Regions from separate parts of the Mus musculus genome. Here region 2 is linked to region 1. Evidence: chromatin loops called from intact Hi-C (ENCODE). Cell type or tissue: left cerebral cortex. All regions are shown on one strand. Links, peaks and the distances in the headings refer to the core of each region. The heading gives the core; the rest is flanking DNA.

Region 1 (12,835 bases), core at 2,828-10,827:
TGATGCTGCTAATGTTTCCTGAGCTGCCTTTCCATACAGAACTTGAGGTGTGAAATAGCTACTGCAGAACTTACCTCATGGGGTTAGAAATAAGTGAATTGGCGTGTATAAAAGTACTTCAAAGAAAGAAAGAGAGAGAGAGAGAGAGAGAGAAGGGAGGAAGGAAGGAAAGAGAGAGAGAAAGAAAGAAAGAAAGAAAGAAAGAAAGAAAGAAAGAAAGAAAGAAAGAAAGAAAGAAAAAGAGAGAGAGAGAGAGAGAGAAAGAAAGAGAAAGAGATAAAGAAAGAAAGATCTCAAAATAGGTATTAGATGATGAAATAAAGTTTCTAAGGTGCATATTTGAGATTGTCATAGAGAAGAAAACATAGCAGCTATAAAGTAAAAATAAAACTTTTAATTTAGAAATATGAAATAATGGATGTATTTTTATCTCAAAACTTACTTTCTTCTACTTTGGGTGGTGTACTAGGTGCTCTCATTGCAATGTGTTTAGAGGTTGTAACGAGACTGATCAAAAAAATACATTAAGCAGATTTGGAAGGGGTGGGTATAAAGTTAGAATTTCTGAGTCATGAAAACATCAGCTAGCGCTTCCTGAAAGGTGTAACTTTATTTAAAACTCAGCTGCTGCATTTTCTCTCAAGCTGCAGACACCTCTGAATCAACCATCCATGTTGACAAATTGTTATGCTGATGAATTCTCACATCTACTGAAATTTTCCATTTTGTAAACAAGTAAGCAGATGGTCTCGCTCATATCCTGAGCTGGAACTCTGGGAGTAGAGTCTTGGCTTGAGTGACCATTTATTATTCATTTTTCACATTAGCAAAGACAATCAAATATTTATCACTGAATCAGAAAGCCACTGAGAGCATGAATGTAATATTGTATCAAAGATCTTGCCTCAGGCTTGGGAAACACAAACAGTGTGTGTCTGACTCCAGTGGTTTGATTCCCTCAGAGGGACTGGAAATATGGGTTTGTTTGGCTTTCTTCATCACACTGTGGGCATTAAAACTACCCTACCCACTGACAGCACAAACTCAGAACAGCCAACCAGTTTTCCGGTCAGGATATTTGATGTACACAGATACAAGTGTACATGTGGGCACACACATTGGGGTCAGAGCCAGTCATGTAAGCTCTGACTCTGGAATTTCCATGGTAGTCCTTACCACAAACTCGAAAGAAATGTGCATATGACAAAGCCTGAAATGGGATGGAAACCCCCAGTCATCATCACAACAATGGGAGTGGGTGAGATATGTTTGTATATTATGGACTCCCTATAAGAAGATCCATGAGGGGGGAAAAAAGTAACATACACATGCAAAAAAAAAAAAAAAAAAAAAAAAAAAAAAAAAAAACTTTCTTTCATCAGGGTAGTACAAGTAACTCCCAAAATATAGACTATTACTGTGGCCTTCTATTGATTCTCAGAGATTGAGGATAAGCCCATATTACAGAAGACTCCACACATTAACAACACAGGACTTGTACTATTTAGGATGGATCTAGCCTGAAAGCTCCCCCACAGCCCCCACCTGCAGTCTAACTTCCTTGGAATCAGAACATACTACAAAAGCTGCCAATGGAGAGAGCCAATCAATAGTCCTACCCAGCTGCAACATCTAGTAACTACAACAATGTCCAGCATGTCAATCTATCCCTAAATGTACCATAAGTGGCCCTCACATGTTGATGGTATATAACAGCTGTATAATTGGTCCACTCAACAGGAGGGAAATCTTGCCTAGTACTAGAAACCTACTGGGCTTCCCAGGGCTAGCAAGGTCATGTATCTTAGAATAGAATACTACATAATTCCAAAGGACATTCTAAATCATATCTTTATACCCAAAGATAAGTGTAGCTACCACCCCTGATCAAAGAAGCTTATCTTTATAGCAAATGGAAACCATAACATATTTCTACAAGTAGATGCAATGCCGAGATAAGAGATTATGGGGAGCCCAGCCCCAGTGAATAGATCTTTATCATAACTCTTGCATTTATGGCTCAGGGAACATTGGGACATTAGGGAAGAGGAGTGGAAAGACTGTTAGAGCCCAAATACCAGAAAGTCTCCTGGGAGACAGTTCTCCTAGAAATGGCTGCCTAAGCAAGATCAGAACAATGGCAGCATCAATAGATGTGCTAAAGGGGCATGAAACGTGGGAAATTTCTTTTTTATTTATTTTTTTATTACATATTTTCCTCAATTACATTTCCAATGCTATCCCAAAAGTTCCCCATACCCTCCCCCCCCCCCCCACTTCCCTACCCACTCATTCCCATTTTTTTTTTTTTTTTTTTTTGGCCCTGGCATTTCCCTGTACTGGGGCATATACAGTTTGCAAGTCCAATGGGCCTCTCTTTCCAGTGATGGCCGACTAGGCCATCTTTTGAAACATATGCAGCTAGAGTCAAGAGCTCCGGGGTACTGGTTAGTTCATAATGTTGTTCCACCTACAGGGTTGCAGATCCCTTTAGCTCCTTGGGTACTTTCTCTAGCTCCTCCATTGGGAGCCCTGTGATCCATCCAATAGCTGACTGTGAGCATCCACTTCTGTGTTTGCTAGGCCCCAGCATAGTCTCACAAGAGACAGCTACATCTGGGTCCTTTTGATAAAATCTTGCTAGTGTATGCAATGGTGTCAGCGTTTGGAAGCTGATTATGGGGTGGATCCCTGGATATGGCAGCCTCTACATGGTCCATCCTTTCGTCTCAGCTCCAAACTTTGTCTCTGTAACTCCTTCCATGAGTGTTTTGTTCCCACTTCTAAGGAGGGGCATAGTGTCCACACTTCAGTCTTCATTCTTCTTGAGTTTCATGTGTTTAGCAAATTGTATCTTATATCTTGGGTATCCTAAGTTTTGGGCTAATATCCACTTATCAGTGAGTACATATTGTGTGAGTTCCTTTGTGAATGTGTTACCTCACTCAGGATGATGCCCTCCAGGTCCATCCATTTGGCTAGGAATTTCATAAATTCATTCTTTTTAATAGCTGAGTAGTACTCCATTGTGTCCATTGGCGTCCCACCTATACAAACAATGACAGACAAGGAATGTCTGCTGAGCCTACCCCAGGGATGATGCCAATACAAAGTGGTCAGCCCTGAAACCACATACACAAAGATAAGAAAAATGAACTTGGGGGCTGGAGAGATGGCTCAGCGGTTAAGAGCACTGACTGCTCTTCTGAAGGTCCTGAGTTCAAATCCCAGCAACCACATGATGACTCACAACCATCCATAATGAGATCTGACAGACACCCTCTTCTGGTGTGTTTGAAGACAGCTACAGTGTACTTAGATATAATAATAAATAAATAATTTTAAAAAAAAGAAAAATGAACTTAGTGCGATGTATTTAAATATTTATGTATAATTAAACATACATTTATATGTAACAAGAGTGAGAAAGAGGCTATCAGTTTGAGAGGGAGGGCATGGAAGAAGTTGACAGGGCACTTGAAAGAAGCTGAAGGGAAGACAGGGAGAAGGAAAGCAATGTAATTCTATTTTAATTTTAAATGTATTAAAATAAAAAGTAATGATTTTTAAAAGGGTATACAGGGACTATAGTGTCTAAGACAGGATGCTAAACTGGAGATAGGACTTGCTAGACCAAGACCCTTAATGCAATATAATTAAGTAAAATACTAATTAAAGCTTAAAACAGTGTGTATCATACAGGGAGTGCTCAGTATAGCAATATCACAAGATAATGGTTTAATGGAATTACGATTTATTTCAAGGTCATTAACTTCTCTATCAAGAAGGATAGAATCTATAAGCAAATGACTCTTTCCAGCCCAGTGAATAGAAGGAGCCTATCAGTGATTTCACCTTCCCACAGGTCAGTATTAGAAAGAGCTGGCACCACTATTTTATAAGGACTTCTAGCCTGCTAGCTAGGGTGGGTGAGACAAGAGAAGGGAATGGTTTTTAGCAGCATGGTCTTGGACCCATGTTCCAGGACTCCTTTCTCTTCTCATTTCTAGGTGCTTTAAAATCTCCTGCCTGTTTCTGGAATGGTATTGATTTCCCTATGGGATTGTAATGAAAAAAATAGAAACATAAAAAACAGAGGAAGGAGTATAGACCTATGTGCTCTTTCTTGGAAGCAGCCATAATCTTGGTTGTTAAAAAAAAAATCTCAACCAAGACCAGACATGGATTTATTATGTTGCAAAAAATCTTTGACAGGAGCATTAATACCTGGATCGTGGCTCTACTGTAGATTAGCTTTATGACCTTGTATTAGTAATTTCTGGTGGAATTTTTCTAACCTTGCTCTCCTATATGCAAAAATGCAATAAAACTTCTTTTTTGTTGTCATTGTTTATAATAGACAAAGAAGATGGTACACTTTTAATTTCCAACCTATTTACAACCTAAGCAAGTATTTACAACATTTAAAATAAAATTCTTTTTATCAGTATTTCTGAAAGGACAACAAATAGGGCTGGAGAAGTGGCTTGGCAATGAAAAGCTCTAGTCGTTCTCCCAAAGGACCCCATATTAATTAGTAAATAAAACTTCAGTAAATACTGAAAATTTTGAAACAAAGATAAAAATTAAGTAGCCTCCAAAATCTGGACTTTCTATCTATCTAATGAGCAACCAATAATCTAATTCATCAAGCTGAAAAACCATAGGAATTGACACTTAAATCTTACCATTATGGGTGGCCTCTCCTTTGTGCTATCTGCATGCTGAGAAATCAATCTTTGTTTTCAGACTGTTAAAAAGAGATAGATTAGGAGAGTGTAAGGGAGGAGGCTGGGTGGGAGTGATGTAGGCAATTCTGTATCTTTAAGCAGATGCCTCCCCACTACTCAAAAGATGCTTAGCTTTACCTCCAGCAAAGGTGGTGGTGCAGTGACTATGCTATGAACAGTGACAAATCTCTCTTCTGCAGGCTTGGTCGGCAGTGACACAGGCAGATGCTAAACTTCAGCCTGTCTAGAAGTTAATTAGGTTACAAAGGCTGCCAAAAACCCCAAAGTCATTCAAAGAAAATTCAACACTGGAGCAAGATCTGAAGGAAACAAACACTAATCTTGAGTCTAAAAACAGAAATATAAATAAGAGAGGGGAGGAGGATTCAGGCAGGTGACACTCTGTAAACATTTTATCCATATTGTTTTAACTGCTGGGAGGTGAGGCATAATGTAGTCCTGACCCTTTCCCTGGGATGGATACTATATCTTCGTAAAGGCTGGAGCAGTGGCCAGCACTCTGCATTCATTACCTGTTACAGAATTTTCAGTACATAACCAGGGGCCATGGAGGGCGAGAGTCTCTGGATTCTGCTCCCGATTGCCTTCCTACTTGGAAATAGTGATTTTGAAAAGCTGATTCGCTAGAATGAATTAATTGACTAGCTGGCTAGGTTATCCACAGGAATTCTTCATGGGTTCTGTGAAATCATCACACAGTAACAAGTGCTGTCTGCTTCAGACTCTCAGGAGTAGTTGGAGCCTTAAAAACCTAGAGACCCAGTTCTTCCAAAGAGGTTAGCCCAGAATGAGTGTTGGGTGTGGGGTGCTCTAAGACTGTAAACAGCACTATGTAGGACTTCACTGCCACCCTCAGGACCCAGAGGAAGTGCAGACGATGGGGATGCCAGAAGATGCCCAGGATAGGAGTCTTCAGGTGAGAAGATAAACATGCCATGAAGCGACTAGCTATCATTTTGTTTGAGACAGGGTCTCACACTGTATATAGTCCAGGCTGGCCTGTCCTGGCACTAGCAAAAATCCTACTACCTCAGTTTCTAAGAACTGGTAATTAGAAATACGAGCAACCAACTAAGCTTTGTACCCACCCATCCTCTCCCCAGTCTCGAGGGTGGGGTGGGATGGGCTGTGTTTGCTCTCTAAAATATGATCCTGACCCAACCTCAGAATGAGAAATCTGAAGGTCCAGCTTCAAGGCAGGCTCCAAATACTCCCTTCTTCCTACTTCCCCATTCAATAAAATCACTCTTATCTCCTCTCCTGGAGTTTGTAGGGTTTCAGAGGGTGACGGCAATTACACATTTGGACTTCTCTGCATCTCATGCCACTTGGGATCCTGCAGATGTTCAGACCCTGGCCCCAGGATGCACAGTCTGATCCCCCTCAAAGAAAGTGATTCAGGCCCCTTCAGTGAGTGCAGATTACCAACAACCTTGAGCCAACTTTGCCACCTAGGCCCCCAAACAAAGGCCCCTTGCACTTTGCCAGAAGTGGGGCGTGGCAGAGAGTCTTTCTCTGTAGTTGCATCCTTCCCTTGAGCCAGAGCTCACACCCACTACTGCGTGGGGCTCCCAATGCCCTGGAAGCCGCCTGGTTCCTGCGCGCCCACAGGAGGGCGAACAGCCAGGAAAGGCTTCTCAGCGGGAGCAGGGAGGCTCCCTGGTCCTTTAAAGGTCTAGGAGAACTGCCCGCAGAGACTCGCTCCCCAAAAGGGTCCGCGACCACGCGGGGAGGGCCACGTGAGCATCGTGGCTTAGCTATAAAAATCCCCCGATTGCACGAGCGTGGGGAGAGAGCGCCGAGGCGAGACGTGTCCTCCCACGCCACGAGAGGCAGGGAGAACCTTTCTCAATGCCTGGAGCTTTAATGCTCCAGCCCCTTGGCGTGTGGTGTGGAGGAGCATTGAACTTTGGGGGACTTGGCAAAGGCTTGCAGACGCCCGCGCGACTGGATTCCCGCAAATGCACAGAGCTGGTTTGACCTTTAGGGGAGTTCGAGGGAGGATAGCAGGAATCTCGGGCAGATCGATCTCCTGTCCTTCACTGAGGGAGCCGCCTGGGGTTCTGGTGCGAGTCCTCCTAGGAAACCAAGAGGTCCCCGGGCTGCCCCCAGCCCGCGCATCTACACCGCAGCCGCCCCGTGAGCCGCGTTGTTTCTGAGAGTCCTGACCGACTCCTGCCACCGTCTCCTAAACTTTGACCTGCTCTGGTCCTCCGCCAGGTCCCCGACGCCCGGCTGCCCCCTCCTCCCGCGGTGGACACCAGTAGGGACATGGCTACGGGCTCCAGGAGAGGAGCGGGCTCTTCTCGGTGCAACCTGGCACCGCCCGCGTAGCATCCTCCACGCTGACCTCCTGCGCTGCGGCGCCGAGCCTCGGGCGGGAGTCAAGGCAGTCCTCAGAGGTGTAGGAGGCGACAACAACTGGGGACCCGAGGGTCCCTATGGCCGCTGCTCCAAAGCGGCTGCTGAGCGCTGCGAAGCTCGCCGGCTGCGCTCAGAGCTCCGAGCGACTCTGAGCTGCTTCGCCGGCGGACATCGCCCTCGCGGGACCGCGGAGGGTCAAAGACCCGAGAAGCAGAGACGGTGGTGGCAGCTGATCTTCCCTCCCACAGGGCGATGTGGCCGGCCGGTGCGGGCACCAAGCTGCCCTGTCCCCGGGACTCCGCGCTCCGGCGGGCGGCGTTCTCTGGTAATCTCACCGCCCTTCCTTCTCACCTGGTACCCGCCGGTCGCAGCGTCCGGGTCTTCATCAGCGCCAACCCTGAAGGTAAGTCCCTTGGCGCTTTAAGTAGGTCTGTTGGTCCTTCCTTTGATCTGCGCGGGTCCGAAAGTGTATGGGGCCCGCACAGCGGGGTACGCCCTGCTTCCCTGCGCTCCCTGCCTCCCTCTGCAGCCCCCAAGCGCGTGGGAATTTCATTCCAATCCCTTAATTTTCTTGAGCTCATCCGCTCCCCTGCTGACTACTAGGACACACTTGTCTTCCAGGAGTCAATCTAAAACATCGCAAAGGCGTTATTGGTAGACTTTCTAGAAGATCAATTCTGCCTCTACTACTCCATCGCCTTTGCCTCTTTAATGGGTTTCTTTTACCTAATACACAAATAATAGCTAGCCTCTGGTGGCCTGTGACTGAAAGGGGTTCCCTGCTGTCACTCGTTCTCACTCAAGTGCCAAGTATGTTCCTTGAAACACTGGTCCTGCAGATAGAAAGGCCAGTGGAGGTCCAGGGAGCGGCCCCCCAACCCAGAGCTGAATTAGTGCTGGTCCACTCAGATGAGCTCATCTTAGTTGGGCACTGGGACTTGTTCTCTCCTGAGCAGGTCAAGCGTGGGTCAAGCACCACCAGATAGATGCTGCATTGAGTAGTTCTTGGTTCCTAAGGTTAACTCTCCTTTCCAGTGAATGGTGAGAAAATGAAGAATGCACATAGCAAAGTGGATAAGAGTTCAGGGGAGAGAGAGAGAGAGAGAGAGAGAGAGAGAGAGAGAGAGAGAGAGAGAGAGAGAGAGAGAGAGAGAGAGAGAATGAGAGAGAATGAAAGAGACTTAAGAAGGATGTGTAAGATTATACAAGCCTGTTGTGAATTAACTTTTTCTGTACCACAGCAAACCTCTGACCTAATTGAAGAAAAACAAAACAAAACAAAAAGTTCACATTCAAATAATCACTGAAGAGTTTGATCCATTAAACATCCAAAGCTCTATTTTGTTGCTGTAAAAGGACAGAAAAGGTAACTTTCTGGAAACAAGCACTTCTAAAGGGGAGGGGTGAGCTACTGGAAATTTCTGGTAAAGTACTTGTGGTCACAATGGAATGGGGAAATAATTAAATAAATAATACAAAATTAAGGAGAGTTCTATGCGTGGAGGGCCTGACTGCCTTTCCCTGAGCTTACAACTCACTTTCCCAGAACCTAATAAAGGGTGCTTTTAGGAAGACCTGACAACATTAAGAATCCTTCCATAGCAAGTATACCAACCAGGACTTGGGCATGGGAAATGTTTAAATAACCATAAAATGGACAGCCTTGTTAAAGTTAGGGTTCAGGAAATCTACAAGTCTCAGCATAATGGCGAAAAGAATTATGTTAGATAATGTCTAGTCTTGCCATTTTCAGTTATCCAAGGTTTTCTTAATTGCCACGTGAATTGTTTGCCCTGCTGTGAAGCCAACTAAAACTCTTATCTTGTCCTTTAAGAAAACTGCTTCTAAAATAGTGTGAGTGTTCTGTTAATGTAAGCAGTGGTTAACTTGTTTCTTGCTTTAAATGTGCCTTTTATGGGATTGCATGATAATGAATTGATGCTGCCAGCTTAAGTAGAAACTGGAAAACAATTAATATGTGTTACACCTGCACCTGCATGGTATTCTTCAAACTCTCAACTTAGTTGCATTAAAAACTTAAACACACACTAAGCAGAGGAAAGCAAGCAAACACAAGCCACCCCTATTGGTCAAATGATTTTGCTGGACAGTTTCCAGGCTGATCTTAAAGGACCAGAAATATGAAGCTTACTTGAGAAGTTTTAGTAGAAGCAGGACTCTGAATTTTATCCAGATTGAAGAGCCAAGGGCATATTGAAAATAGGCAGAGATGGGCATTTTTAATGCTCTCAACCTGAAGCCTTAAAATGCTGGGAAATGCTCCATCTGAGGCAGCACTTTACCATGGCATCTTTATGGATGCAATTTAGAAAGCGAGTGCTTGTGTTTCGGTAGCATCCAATATTAGATTCTTGGACAATACTAAAGATAAAGAGCCTTTCCACTGTCAAATTAAGACAAAAGACATTATCTCATGTTTCCTTTAGAAGCAGAAACCCAATTTGCATTATACTCATAAAGCTGTTTTGTGTTGAAGGCATAGTAGGTTTTGTTTTGTTTTGTTTTGTTTTGTTTTGTTTTGTTTTGTTTTGTTTTGGGAAATCCAACAAAAGTCTTGCTGAGAGGATTGGTTTTTAATAGGTATTGCTTTACAAAACTAGTGTGGAATTGGAATTTCCCTCTCCACAATGACAGCAATATGTGCCTTCAGAATGGATAGTTTCCCATGTATTAGCTCATTCCATTTTTATTTCATCCTCTAACAGCCTCTCTAAAAGTGGTGGATAAAGGAATTCTTCCTATTCTACAGGTGAGACAACTAAGGCTGTTTGCAGTGAAGCTACTTTTCTAGAGTCGTAAAGAAGAGTGAAATAAGCAGATCCCATAGGAAACTTAAAATCCTTATGTTGCTGTTCTTTGCCAGTCTAGGCAGCACCCAGATCCCTGTAAATGTCTCACATCTACATGGCCAAATATGGTGGGTTCGTGCTGCACAGAATTGTCTAACTCCAAGAATATGAGCAACTAAAAGGGAACATAACCAGCCCAACCCACTTCTTCCCACTGAGAGGGAGTCATGGGACATGCAACAGAATTTCAGACTGTAAAGGACTTGTACTTCTCCAAAAGTATATTTACATCTGACCTGTCTTTACTGCATAGATGATGCTGAGTACTTTGCAGGGTGAGACCATCACATTATCCAAACTTAATTGATTGAATGGACTTTACCTAATCTCACTCTCATTCATTTGTGCCATATTTCTAATCCTTGGAAGTTTTTGTGTCATGTAACCACTGCTTTTCTTCCGGAATAACGTTTATACTTCTGTGGAAAAAAAATGTTTTCAAGACACATACAAAATTGTCTACTGTGATTAGCTTAACCAGCCTAAACAGATGGAAAGGAAAAAATACTGTGTGAGTTTCCCAGATATTAGAATATAAAGGCTCTCATATTCCATATATCTATTTTGAAGGGTAAATTAAATAAAACCTTTATACAATAGAGAGATAAGACATTCCCTTTGTTATTGACAAAGAATGATTCAAGCCCATGGTCCTGTACCCTGTGATCTCCTGGAATAGATATGAGTTGGTAATCTCTGCTGTCTCCCCTGAGAAAATGAGTATTTTCTATTCAATATGTGGGGTCTGGATTATCAGACATGCCACACATGTGTCTTTAAGAACCCTTCACTTTAGTAAATGTTGTGTAGTGCCTTCCCTAAATGCTAGAAATGTCTGCCTGATGGCATTAGTCATATGTGATGGCTGAGTACTGAATAGTATGACTAAAAATCTGAATTTTATTAATTTTAATAAATTTAATGATATAAACATTGTGTCAATTAATGAACTTAATTACATATAAATGTGGCCACTGACACAAAACTTTAAGTGATTCTCAACCTGTGGGTTGTGACCCCTTTGGAAGTCACATATCAGATATCTTCTGCATATCAGATATTTACATTACAATTCATAAAATACCAAAATTATAGTTATGAAGTAGCAACAAAATACTTTTTTGGTTAGGGGTCACCACAATATAAGAAACTGTATTAAAGGGCCATAGCATTAGGAGGTTGAAAACCACTGCTCTAAGTGGATAAAGACAATAAGTGGCTTCATGTCAAATAAAGTTTCAGGCTATGCCATCACTCAAACTGAGGGCAGTCTGTTGTTCACTAAGACTTGGGGATTTTGATACTGCAGCTAATAGATATGGACTTTATGGGAGAATGTGATTTAGTCTATGCAAACTCAGTTCCCCCCAAAAAAATCCACAACTACACAGAGTTCCCAGCTCCCAGAGGAGGAGCAGATAATTGGGCCTCTTGCCCAGGACAGAGTTGACTCTTTTCAAATCTAAAACATGGGTGAGAAGAAGAATTGTAGCTTTCCTGGAAATACTTAAAGGAGTTTCCCAGCTTCTGTGCTTAGATTTTCCTTCCAAATGAAGCCATCCAATGAGAGCAGAGTAGACCATAGCATTGTGTGTTCAGGGCTACTGTGCTAGTACGATTCACTATACATGTGAAAAGAAATCAGGAATGGAGAAAACCTCCCCAGCGTTCATCATTATCCATGTCCACTTGGATTTTCCAACTGATCGTCTTTAAGGGTTGTATGCTCACACCCAGTTTTGATGACTCAGACCATTCCCATTTCCTGTTCTTTGGTCATGTGACTTTATATCTTCCCAGACTCTAATTACGCCTTAAGATCTTCAGTTGGAAATTGTATTCTCCATCATAATGGAGGCCATAGAAGAGATGACATCCTGTCTCATGGCCACACAAGTTCAGTGGAATGGAACCTCTGGTTACTTCAATTAATTTGCATTTCTACCCAAACAAAGAAATATGCACCATGATTCACAAGAGACCTACAAAAATTTTTATTCTTACCTTTCTATCACACTAACCATTCATGGCTCCCTTTTCTGCTATCTTTATGTATAGCCAAGAAAATAACTATAGCCAATGCACATGTATGTACTCATGTACATATATATATATATGCACATACAGATGACTTGATGACCCAAGAATATCTTTAAAAATAATCAAGAATCTTGAAGGAGAATATGCCAACTTTGCCACTTCATGATAAGCATACATGGGGCATTACTAATACACAGACATTAAAAGTCTACTGATTGTGTCTCCTTGGTCCTTAGGCAGACATTACTGGAGAAAGTGGGAGTTCTAATTATCAATAAACTTAATAGACTTTTTAGTCAAGCATTCTGGGCTTGTATTTTCAATCTGCTATTCAATACTACTTCTGAGCAAGTTCAGCTCCTTTGTCTCCAGGTTCGTAATGCATGAAAGAAGATAACAGCAGCTGCTGCATAGGTTAGAGAGTAGAGTAAATAAGCTAAAGCACACAGCGCACTTACTTGCACAAGTTCTGGCTACATAGGAAACAATAAAGGTTTGTTTTTTTTTAAATCATTGTCTTATTTTCCAGTGATATCCAGGCAATGTGTAGGTGTGTCTATGACAGGAACAAGGTATGCATCAGTCATTTGTTAAAACTTGGCTACAAAAAAGAAACCTTTCTACTCTAGACTGTTCATAGAATTGGGTGTTTTCAAAACTCACTGCAAAGCTTTCAGAATAAAGTCAGGATAAGCATTTAGGTCCCATTGCAAAAGCTTCCACCCAGAGGACAGGATGCTGTAGAAGTGCCCATGGATACCAAATAGCCAGCAGCCTCTGCAAAATGACATGTTTGCTAAAAATCACATG
Region 2 (12,835 bases), core at 1,778-9,777, 240 kb after region 1:
AGGAAGAGTGAGACAATAGGCCTGGCTTGAGCTTTCGAAACCCCAAAGCTAAGTGTCCCCCTTTCCAACAACAAGGCCACACCTACTACAAAGCGACCCCTCCTAATCCCTCTCAAGTAGCAACACTTCTTAATAAGCATGCATTTAAATATTTGAATCTATGGGGGGGGCATTCTTATTCAAACCACCCCACCAGGCTTATCATGTGTTTGTATGGAGCCATACTCACAACAGCCCTATGAGGTCGGATATTACTCTTTCTTCCTCCCACTTTGATGTTGGCAAAGCTGAGATTGAGGGAGGATTTGTGATGAACTTTAGGCCACCCAGCTTCTAACAACCCACTCCCAAGCCCACTGCCCGGTCTCTAATGGCAGACCATCTTCTATGCATCACTTTAAGAGGCCATCCTCCTCTTCTAAGCCCCACTAAGAAACAACCCATCTCTCCCAGCGCACCGCACTGCTGAGGTCATTGCGTAGTGTTTGCACACGGAGTAGCCCTCCATCCAGCTCTGCACACCAGCTGGGTGAACACAATCCAACCAACTCCCTGCTTCAGCTGCCCGCAGGTAGCACCAGATGCCACAGGTGGAGGGGCCAAAGCCACAAGACTGCCCCCATTTCATATGCTGGTTACAAACCTGGACCCTGAACATGTGGCCAAGCAGCCATAAATCAAAGTTTAAAGGCAGGGCAATGTTGCAGAACTGAGAGAAATTACTGGGTTATGTACGTTTACAGGTTTGTTACAAAGTATAGTTTGAAGAATTGGATGAGCAGCCAGAGGATGCTGAACAAAGTTAAGGCCACAGGAGCAGAACCTTAAGCCCCATGGAGTTGAGGAACACCACCCTCCCAGCTCACAGGAGCATTTATACTGCACAGGGGCATTTATACAGTTTTGGGCAACCCCTAGTGCCTATGGGATTTGCAGAGTTCGATCTCTGTTTAATTTCCAATATTTATCATCACCCAACATACAGTGTGAACATGCATGTGCATGTGTTCTCAAGAACACACATACATACATACACACATACATACACACATACATACATACACACATACACACATACATACACACATACACACATACATACACACATACATACATACACACATACACACATACATACACACATACATACATACACAGAGAGAGAAAGACAGAGACAGAGTTTAGTGGATGATATTGAACCAATCAAAACCTCACTTGGTGTCTGTGGTGATGGTCACATTCTGAGGCTATCCAGGGGACCCCACTTAAGTCACCTCATAGTAGCATAAACCCAAGAGTAGTCAGCAGGGTTCCTTCCAAATCAAGAGGCCACTGGGACTTGGGAAATTGCATAAGCTTTAGAAGCTCTGTGTCTGGACCCAAAGACCCAGAGACAATGGCCACATCTATTTGTTTTATCATAGCTCCCTATGTAGATTTTATGTGAACTGTGACCAGACCTTCTGGTGATAGAGCCTGAGAAGTCAAATTGATCTTAACAAGTAAAGGGCATGGCAAGTTCTCTGATGGGTCAGACAAAGCTAAAGATGGGTCATGTTGAGCTTGCTTTATGGCTTAAACCAGAAGCCAGGCATGTGGCAATTGCTTATAAACTAGCACTTGGGAGCCAGAAACAGGAACATCCCGAGTTCAAGGCTAGTCTTGGCTACATAGTGGGACCATGTCTCTAAAAACATAAATAAATAAAAATTTTTACACGTGACAAAGAATCCTATTTGAACTATACATATGAAGGCAGAGGGGTCGTCCTTCAGATTTTAAAAATTATCTCAAAACTATTCTGTGAAAGCTCTTCAAGGTATATGAGTCTATAGTCCAAAAGATGAAATGTCATCTAGGAGGTCGTGGCCTGGACCCACCCAAAGCTGGTGGATCCCACATCCATCACTATAGCTCACGAATTCTCTCTAAACATAGTTTGAATGCCATGTAGTTATTCTAAGCAATAGGGTTCTACCTAAGAAGCAGGAATTCCAGGAATCATCTAATATCATTGATGAAAGGCCATGATGGTATACAAGGCTATGTGATTAGCTGAGCTCGCTAGCTGAGCTCTGCCACTTTCTTCAGAGCTATCTATGTGACTTCCTCAACAAACACACTTGGCCCTTTGTCTGTGGGTTCTGCGTCTATAGATTCTGCCACCCACTGATGATGGAAAATATTTAGGAAAAGCTGTTACAAGACCATTGGCACATGCTGTCTTGTTACGCCTTTGATGGTTGCATCTGCAGTGTCTGGAAACTTGTTCACTCTTCCCTTAACAATACAGAATAATAACTCTACATAGCACTCACATTGCTCTAGGCATTATAAATCATCTAGAGGTGTTTGAAAATGCTAGAGGCACGGCCACTGCCTAAAGAATATGGGAGAGTATGTGTGTATTATATGCAAATACTACATATATATGTGTATATATGTGTGTGTGTAATTATATGTAAATACTATATTTTATGGAAAGGACTGGAGCATGTAGGGGTTTGAGAACCAACCATTCCCCATAGATACTAAGGGACAGCTTTCCATCAAGTCCAGGGGGAAATTTGTATCACATACTCTAAGAGTTGTAGATATTTTTCTTAAGGAATTGAGTTGAAGCCCCACAGAGGCCTTCCTGGGCATAGTAAAAACCAGCCTCACTAATAATGGGATCTGTATTAGTCAGAGTTCTCTAGAGTCACAGAACTTATGGAATATCTCTCTATGTTAAGGGAATTTATTGTAATGATTTACAGTCTGTAGACCAACTAACCCAACAATGAACAAGATTGGGAAGTCCAAGAATGTAGTAGTTGCTGAGTCCCATGAGGCTGGGTGTTTCAGATGGTCTTCTGTAGAAGTAGACTCCAGCAACAAGTAAGGGCAAACAGTCCAAGAATAGTGACTCTCCCTTCTTCCAATGTCCTTATGTAGGCTCCAGCAGGTATGGCCCAGATTAAAGGTTGTGTACCACCACACCTGGATCGGAACTTGCTTTGTCTCAGGCTGGCCTTGAACTCAGAGCTCTCCTTGCCTCCGTCTCCTGGGATTAACGGTATGTACTACCTTGCCTGGGCCTAAGCTTTTCATAGCCACTATGCCTCAAAATCCCCATGTCAAGATCCAGGTCAGAAACCTGTTTTCCAGTCTCAAGATCTGGATCACAGGTGTGCCCTTCATTTCTGGATTGTAGTTCATTCCAGATGTAGTCAAGTTGACAACCAGGAATAGCCATTGTAGGGCCTAATAGCAGAGAGGTGTCCACATCTCAGCAGATGTGAGGGGTCATAGTGGGGATTCCATAAGACCATTGAACCTAGTATGAAGGTCCTATGTCCCTTACACTTTTTCTGGGGGTGGGGGAGATTTAGGGTATCTCCTAAAGGGGGACATAGGAGATTGGAAGGAAAAAAGGGAACCTGCCCTGAAGTGACATAGCAGGGCAAGCAGGCTGGAAAAGGAAAGAGAACTCGGTGGAGATAAGTACAAGACTAAAGTCCTCTATGACCACCCTCAGTGCCACCTCTGTGACCTGCCCTACACAGGCACACAGCAAGCACGCCATGTGCATTACATAACGCTGCTTCTTTCAGAAGAATCCAAGACCAGCGACTGTCAAGTGACTGTTATGTAGTCATGTAGCCAATCTTCCTTTGACAACAATACATAATAGGCAAGGTCCTGAAGGGAACAGGAATCACTCCCTTCAAACCGAGGAAGTCGTATGCGCTTTGTGGTCATTGGGTTATCCAGATATGGGAGAAGCTGAGAGCCAAATGAGACAATGCAGTGACATGGACTGTCAGAGCAGGTAGATGTTTCCACCTGCTGTGATTTGAATACTTGACCCAGTTGTGTCCGAATTGTGTTGAACTTTACTGATAGTGCTAAAGGTTGTGGGTGGTAGGAAGGTGCTGTTAGGGCTAGTGGAGTGATATGAAGGAGTGGATTGCTGAGAAGAAGGAATGTCCTCTCCTGTTCTCCTGCCCACACTCACCTTCTTAAGGACACTCGTCTGTGTCCCATCCCTATTTTCTCTCTAAAGAGCACCATGTAAAACCTTCATCCGTGTGCTGATGGAGCAAGAAGGCCCCTGCCAGACGTAACCATTAGATCTTAGACTCCAAATTCTGAAAAGTAATTCCTTTAGTTTATAAATTACACAGTCCATGGGATTAGGCTTTCGCAACAAAACATGTGCTAAGACCCTATCTACAATGAGAGCTGTAGGCAGTCATGAAGGGCTTCTGTTGGCCATCAAAAGCTGCAGGGAGCAGAGTGGCTCCCGGAATGGATAGGAGTCTGTCTGAGGTACAGAGAGAAAGAGATGGATTCCTGATGTCTCTGCTCTTTGCACTCTGGTCCAGGCCAGCACTGCCTTGGGTGGAATCTCGGGGCAAGATTGCTGCAGGGATAGAGTTCCCTGAAAAAAATAGCTGGGTGAAGGAAGGGAATGAATCCAAGAGCAAACCAAACATGACAGAGTATGTTCTTTAAATGACTTCCATATTTTAGGCACTTGAATTTTCTCATTGCTTTCCTATTACATGCCACAGCCTGGAGAAATGGGCCACATGTAAATCAGAAAATGAACTGGGGACGTAACAGTCTGGCATCCACAAAGCACTGAGTTTGATCCTGAGCACAACGTTAAGATAGGTATGCTGACATATGCCTGTGATCCAGCACTCTGGAAATGAAGTCAGGATCAGAGGTACGAGGTCATCCTCGGCTGGACTGTGAGGCTGAGGCCAGCCTAGAACACATGAGACCCTGCCCTCTCCACCTTCTCCCAAAAGGAAAGGAAGGGAGGGATGGAGGGAAAGAGGGAGGAAAGAAAGAAGGAGCAAAAAGGAGGAAAGAAAGGAAGGAAAGGGGGAGTTACAGGTGTAGACAGACATGCTAAAGCAAATCTGTAACCTCACTACTTGGAAGACAGACGAAGGAGGAATGCAAGTTCAAGGACAGCCTGGGCTACAGAGTAAGACCATGTCAAAGTAAAAGAAAGAAAGGAGGGCTAAAAGACAGTGCTATGAAACACTTTTTTTAAAAATGAACAAAAAAAATTGAAGTCTTATGATGCTTATAAACTGCCTGCCTTTGTGTTGGGACTTCGATGGTGATGACATAGTTTTCATCCAAGTCACCATGCTGGCATCTTGATTTGAATCATATCATCAGTCACTATAAGGATTCAGGACCATGTCTCATTGTTTGCTAGGGACTCACCATGCTACAGTGTCCTGAAGATACTGACCTGAATAAATAAAGCTGGCCTGACCCAACCAGAGACAAAGCAACCCAGGGAACTAAGACTGTCTGTTTCATTGAAGCAGTTGGGCAGTTATCACCAAGCGGTATGCCCCAGACAGTATCACCAAGGAGCTGGTAAGAAATGCCAGGCCTTGGGCCCCACTCAGACTCAGGTGAATCAATACAACCCAGTGCCCTCTGCTGCTGTGTCTGCCAAGAACCTGCTTATAAATCCGGACTGATGGAGATGCAGAGCCCCAGAGGGCCTCGAACCCTCCACACTGCAGAAACTCCTCATTCCCTCAGCCTCAGCCACAGAAGGAGACAGCAGAGAAAAACCCAGACTCTCACACTTCAGGGTTTCGTGAACAGTTTTGTGTGAAATGGGGACCCATGTAGAGTCGTAAAGGGTTTTTCCACCCCCACCGAGGTCTCCACACAGGAAGAAATAAACCCTCGCCTGGTAGGAGCTGCAAAGAGCTATTGTAGCATGGCCACTAGAGCTAACACAACAGATGCGCCCGGGCTAGCGTTCCTTGCTGGCCAGCCTTACTCACCATGGCTAGCACCTGCAGGACTTGCACCAGATTCTTGTGCTTTCCTGATTTCTTCTGTGTGCTTCTCTTGAAACTAAACTATTAATAACCACTCTATACTGCCACCTGGTGGTAGGTAGATGAAATAACAGCTGGGAAATTCAAGTCAAGAGAAAAGCAAATTACAGTTTGCAAAAGCCACTGAACATAATCTGGGGAGAAGGTGTAGGAAGGCCACAACGTTGCAAAATAGATAGCAGGAAGTCGTTATGACTAAAGCAATAACCACTTTACTGGTAATAGCTACACTATCTCACCAACTTTTATAGCATTTGTTGCCACTTGAAAGGCTTATTGTAAAGTAGAAAAGGATTAAAACAAGAAAGTCCCTGAACCAGCACCAGACAGATAGTAAACACTCACATGTCAACTGCAGTGTTTATTACATTTTGTTTTATTTTTAATTGCATGTATGTGTCTTGGCATGTGTACGTAGATGTAGGTACCTGCAGAGGCCAGAAGAGGGCATCAGATCCCCCAAGCTAGAGTTACAGGTAGCTGTGAGCTACCAGGCAGGTTGGTAGGAACCAAACTCAGGTCCTCTGGAAGAACAGCAACCTCTCTCAACCTCCTGAAATCTCCTTTTCATCCTTTGCGGTGTTTGAATAAGTACCGACGGTAGTTACTCAGGCATGATGCGAAATGGTCTACATGTTTCATCTCATTGAACTTTCATAGCAACCCTGATAAGTAAGAACTATCACTCTCCCTGATTAGACAAGTGACACTCAGGGGTAAAGTTGCTGGGAGTGGCAAGGCTTCTAAGTGGAGGAAATGCTAGTACGAATTGTCTCTGACCTAAACTGTTCATTGATTAAACTACTAGTGTGGTGGGATGAGTCTTCTCTGTGTTTATTGAAATTTCATAGCACTCCATGGGTTTTTTTTTATTTTTTTTTTTGTTTTTACCCAATCCCACCCTTCATACTTACCTCTCTCTTAGGCATGGTGGTCATGAAAAGCTTAGGCCCAGGCAAGGTAGTACACACCTTTAATCCCAGGAGACTAAGGCAAGCAGACCTCTGAATTCAAGGCCAGTCTAGGACAGCAAATTTCAAAACCAGGTGTGGTGGTACACACCTTTAATCTGGGCCACACCTGATGGAGGCCTACATAAGGACAATGGAAGAAGGAAGGCTCACTCTTCTTCGCTTGTATGCACTTACTTGCCAGCATATCTGTTGGAACCTAATTCTTCAGGATCCCAGCTTGTACAGAAGACCAGTACACCCAGCCCTGAGGGACTGAGCGACTACTAGACTCTTGGACTTCCCATTCACAGCTGCCCATTGTTGGGTTACTTGGACTGCAGCCTGTAAGTCATTACAATAATTTCCCTTAATATGTAGAGACATTCTATAAGTTCTGTGACTTGAGAGAACCCTGACTAATACACCACCCCCCCTCCCCCCGCACAGCGTAGGGAAGAGGAAGGGAGAGAAAGATAGAGCCTGAGGAGCTATAAGCTTTCTCGGGGACACTCATAATTCCATTGTATGTAGCACAGTGCCTGGTACATATAAGAGGCTTGGTGAACACTGCACAAGTAAAGATGCTGCCCGGTGTTGAGTCTGCCAATGGCTTATTTTTCCTTATTTTTCCTTATGTCTGTGTAAAAATGTGCCCACAGAACCCAGAGACTGTGTGAAGTTGGAGTTACAGTAGGCAGTTGTCAGCTGCCCATCATGGGTGCTTAGAGCTGAATTTAGGCTTTCTGCAAGAACAGTAAGGGCTCTCAGTCATGAACCTTTCCCCAGGCCCAGTCAAGCATCTGTCTTAAAGATATAGACTAATTACTAAATCAGAAGGGGTGTCATATTTCGAACAGAAGACCAAGGGAAATGGTTTTAAGATCTGTCAAAATGACTGTCATTTAGTAGGGTAAGGACCACAGCAAGAGACGCATAGTGGTATTATCATGGTATTTGAAAAGAATGTGTCCCCACATGCAACAGGCATAGCAAAGGGTCCCAGGAAGTCCAGGGCAGTAAAGTTAGGCATCAGGGCTTGTTTCTCTTGAGTTCTGAAAGTGGAAGCATGGCAGTGTGCTTTAGACACCCTCTCATGTGGACATCCCTATCAAGGCCAGCTGCGCCAAGGCCATGGAGGCAGTCTTGTGAGTGATGCAGCTCCAACAGACCCAGGGAAGCCTTTCACTGAGAAGTGCCCATGAAAAGCCAGCTGTGACTCCTGAAGAGGTGATGACACTGGCTTCTGTTTCCTAGTCCAGGTATTCCAGAAGGCCCCAATGTCTGCACTAGCTATGGGTTCCCCAGTACTCAGAACCCTCCCCAAGGCCCACCACAAGGAGAAGAGGGGCCATCAGATGACCTCCCCAGAATGGTTTCCTTAATCTGAGACTCTCTCTCTTCTTCTGCTTGTTGTACCTCTGTCCTTATCTTCATGTTCTGTGGCCCTGGTTGTAGAAACCTGAGCCAAGCAAAGTACCAGAGTTTTAGGGAGTGAGATGGAGAGCAGGATATGGAGGAGAGAACACTGGAGCAAAACTTTTCTCCACTGGATCAGGACCATGATTTGGGACCCAGTGGACCTCAGTAGTTTCTTCATGAGCTTGTGAGCACTTTTGCAAGCTTGAGCGAGTTTCCCAGTGCAGGATAGAATAGATGCCATCAGGACTTCTCTTCAGCTTCAAGGAGGTGACATGTAAGCCAAAGCAAGCCAGGGGCGGATGGTAGTGTAGGGCAGTTCTCCTTTCCCACTGTTGCATCTAGACGGTGAGATCTGGAAGAGAGCTTTGATGGCATAGATTTCTGGTGTAGACAAGGACTCGAGAGAAGAGGCTGCCCTTTTGCATCTGTGATGCTGGACATAGAGTTGTGGCTAGGACCCCAACTTCTGACACCCAGGCATGAATTACACCTGGCTAAGTGTCTTGAGACCTCACATTATAGCATTGATGCATAAGACTCCCAATGATAAGGGATTTCCTCTCCATTACAGTTTTTCAAAAGCATCTCACAGCATGGGTTCTATCACTTGCTAATCTACTATGAAGATAAGTTATGTGATCTCATGTTTTAGGGAAATACTGGGTTTACTAAGATAAACCATCCTTTGTTATAATTCTGAATGTGTTCATCTTTAATTGCTACTCCCCCAAACCTTTGTCCAGGGAACCTCCTTTGGGGATGTCTTAATTAGGGTTTTCATTGTGAAGAGACACCATGACCATGGCAACTCTTATAAAGGAAAACATTTCAGTTGGGACTTATAATTTCAGAAGTTTAGTCCATTATCATCATGGAAGGAAACATGGCAGCAAGCAGGCAGACGTGGTGCTAGAGAAGGAGCTGAGAGTTCTACATCTTGATCTGCAAGCAGTAGATGGAGACTGTATACCACACTGGGCATAACTTGAGCATATAAGACCTCAAAGCTCGCCCCACAGTGACATACTTCCTCCAACAAGGGAGCACTCCCTAATAGTGCCCTTTCCTATGTGCCAAGCATTCATACACATGAGTCTGTGGGGGGCATTTCTATTGAGCCACCACAATGGAAAAAAACTGTATGTATGTCTCTATATACATACTTCTGTCCCATCCAGCCCAGTGCTTGGCAATGCTTATTCATATCTAAGGCACATTGCCTATCGAGAAGGTGTAAAGTGGAGTATTTAAGGGTGTGATAGAAGTTGTTGTATAACCTTTCAGCATCTCAAAAATAGCAGAAGCTTAATGCCTTTAGGTAGGAAAAAAAGTCATGCACATGAGATTTCGTAGTCCCCAGCTTGTCTTCTAATTCCTCGTCATCTTTGGAGTCAGCATGCTCTCTGGTTGGGCCCTCTTCTCTGATGTCTTCTGTAGACAGAAGGTTGCCCCTGCTGATGTCAAATGGTCACACTTTGCATTCATTCCTCTTGAGCCAGGAGCTCAGCATCCAGTAGTGGTGCCCTAAATGTTCGGTCACTTTGCCCTCCGGCCAGGTTCTGGGAAATCAGATTTAAAAAACAGATTCTCTTTTCTGAATATTAGCAAGTTTCCCAAAACAGTGTTTAAAATGTGTTTCGTTTCACTACACCCTCTTGTAAATATCCCAGTAGCCTTTTTAAAACTCAGATTATTTCATGGGAGTGACTTTAACATCTCATGCCACGGGACCCTTGAAGAGGCATGTCCTCAATGATTGGAAGTGTACCAAAGGGAGGAAAGAGGCTGTTTTCCAGGCTGAAGGAAGAGAACCAGGTCTTTTCCTCTCCCTCTGCTCATGACTTGTCTTGCGATTTGGGACCACTGGGTGGTGAGCACATGCAATCTGAACAGGGAAATGAGAAGACACTCAATTGGAATGCCTTATCCAATCCAATATCCTAAGGTGGTGCACACAGTCCCACTATTCTGGAGGTGGAGGAAAGAGGATAGCAAGTTCCAGACTAGAGTGGATTACATAGCAAGACTTTCAAAACAAAACAAAACCATACAAGGACCCAGCCCCTTTATCCCCTGCCTGTCACTCACCCATGTTCCTACCTTTGACTAGTGAGGGTGAAGTGTTCTGTGTATTTGCACACCGTACAATGAGGTAGATGACTGACACAAAAGTAGGAGGGGCTTCCCTCTGAGAGGAGGCTCAGCCTAAGGACAGGGCCCCATCTAGGGCTGTTTGGGGCCTCCGACTTGTGTAGACCCCCTGCAGTCAACCACAGCTGCTCTAAGCTCATGAGTACTGTGACTCGCGAATGTGCTCTACAGCCTTGTGCCCCAGCATCTGTCCCATCTTGTTCCCCCAGCCTCCATCAATGAGTCTTACCCGGATCCATTATCATTACTATGAGTGGTAGCAAATGGTGATCTTTCTAGGTCCTGTACTCTTGTGTATATTGGTTGGCTGGTTTCCTATATAGTGACAGAGCTGCCCCTTTCCCTTCCATGCTCCTCTTAATGTGTCTTGTCACTCGCCTTTTCCTCCGTGAGCCAAAATTCTCACTAGTTCTGTTACTTTGATGGTCTGATAGCACTGGACTTGGCCAATAAAACCCCTATAAGCTGGCTCCAAGCGATTACTCTTGACACCAGCTCTAACCCCTGGGTACCATGGTGAATGCTGTCAATTTCTCTATTTTAAAACTCCAACATTCTCCCTACACCCCCACCTCCACATCCCCATTGTAAAACAGGCTTTTCCTGCCAGGAGACTTTACCACTAACTAATGTGGCCATGGCCGTCTTCAAACACAGGGCTGTTTAACTTCAACACGAAACCGGGGCAGAATCAAGCAGCATGTGGGAGTGCAGGAGCAGGTGGCGCCAGCAGTGGTTAGACTCAACCACGCTAATGGTATTTGCTTTTCCCTTGTGTAAACCAAACCCTGGCTGCAGAAGATGTCCCCTTTGCTTCCCTGTTGCCATGTATATCGCTCCAAAGACAAAGCACATTTTGAGTCCCCTTAGCCATCAAGGGCTCCCACTGTAAGTTAGGCAGCTGCTTCTAAAAGACAAGCAGGGGGAAGGCAGACAGCCTGCTCCTTCAAGGGCTGGCGTTTTTCTACTTCTGTGTATCATGCCAGAGGACAGATGTTTCCCTTTTGCTTGCTCCACAGAAGATATGGATGGGATATTGATGAAGGCATGGGGAATGGATCGAACTTGATCTGATATGTGCATGAGGGAGACTAATTGCAACTATGGATGTGGGCAGGCGTGGGGTGGCGGTGGTGCTGAGCACATTGACCCCTCCCCTTTTCACCTGCGGGGGCTGGGGGGTGGGAAGCGGTCACACAACCTTGAACATTCAAGCCAGCCATTTGAGAAAGGAATGCCATCAGGACAGGAAATCACAGAGTGGGAAAAGAAGGGCAGGAGGACCTGAACCAGGAAGAATGTCCCACCGTTCAGGTTGGTACCAGACTCAGAAAGCATGGCTCTCTGGCATGGGACTGGGCCTGAAGGAAAGCCAGGAAGTGCCAGGAAGTGAACCCTAAGGGAGTTGGTGCTGGAGAAAGACAGGAAGCTGACCCTAAAGAGGGAAAGGCTACTCACAGAGCCCCAATGGAAGGGTTTGGGAGAGCAGTGTGGATCCTGTCTTTCCCTGGCAGAGAAGAGGAGAACCTCAAGAAACACTTAAGCAAAGGAAGGCCTTGGATTCCATGCCCAGCCTCTGTCTATCTGCTGCCTGCCTTGGGAAGCCTGTGGTTTCAGAAGAGGAAGGTTGCATCCCAACCACTCTTGGATTTCTAAGCAATTGGCTCTGTGGTCTGAGCCCAGCAGAAGGTTTCAAACTGCACCAGGTCATGAGTACCCCAGGACCCCAGCAGCCTCTAGGGCACTGGGAGGTATCATGGAAGTTGTTGACCAACTGCCCCTCCTGCCTGCCTTGGCTTCTTTCTCCCTCCATTTCAGCTGCTAAACTAGAGCTCCCAAAGCTGACCTAGCGACTCACTGATAACATTTAACAGTGCCTCAGTTATAGGACCATCTGCCCAAAGCCGGCCTACCTGCTCACTGATAATATTTCATGGTGCCTCAGCTATTTAAACAAGGTTCCAAAGTAAACAAAGTTGTTTATTGCAGGTCAGGATTTCAGAGTCAGTGCTGAAATGGGAAAGGAAAGAGGGGAGGAAAAGAGGGGCTGGAGGGGGTAAAAGAATGAGCATAGCACTTCTTAATCGAAATGATTTCTCCACTTGATCTGCATTACGAGCAGAAAGGGAAGCAGAAAGGGGAGCTGGATCTAGGTGTGTAATCCTAGAAGCTACTGAGTGTGTGTGTATGTGTGTGTGTGTGTGTGTGTGTGTGTGTGTGTGTGTGTGTGTGTACATATGTATGTGTGTGTGTGTGCACTTATGCCTGTGTGTATGTAGGTGGGTGGACACACGTAATGCTATTTAAGCCTCCCATTCCTTCTTTCTCTGCAGTGCTGTTTGTTGTACTTGGGTCTGTATATGTTTTGCAGTTGATATCTTGATTGACAGACTTGTACCATTTGGTCCTTATTGTAGAACCAGCAACTTCTTGCTGTTGCTA

The links. A loop is a pair of places that touch in the nucleus more often than their neighbours do. Peaks named below come from ENCODE experiments on the same cell type or tissue, not always from the same donor. Only the 100,000 strongest peaks of a DNase experiment are listed, where the experiment ranks them.
Region 2: it touches region 1 in a loop (3-fold over the local background); 2 of 42 quality-filtered maps call a loop at or near these places.

What each region holds. Positions count from the first base shown.
Region 1 is chr5:63,642,803-63,655,637 of GRCm38, forward strand. Nwd2 (NACHT and WD repeat domain containing 2) reads left to right here and starts at 6,301. Exons shown (of 7, transcript NM_177006.3): 1 at 6,301-7,518. The coding sequence starts at 7,368. In left cerebral cortex, for the core only: CTCF peaks have their summits at 5,608 and 6,366; DNase peaks (open chromatin) are centred at 5,582, 6,376, 6,517, 7,018 and 5 more places; H3K4me3 peaks cover 4,940 bases; H3K27ac peaks cover 3,374 bases.
Region 2 is chr5:63,881,020-63,893,854 of GRCm38, forward strand. All of the region lies in intron 2 of 0610040J01Rik (RIKEN cDNA 0610040J01 gene), which reads left to right. It also overlaps a transcript of Rell1 not described here. Among named protein-coding and RNA genes, the nearest start is that of 0610040J01Rik, 75 kb to the left of the region's middle. In left cerebral cortex, for the core only: CTCF peaks have their summits at 5,933 (motif pointing left) and 6,133; DNase peaks (open chromatin) are centred at 5,833 and 9,525.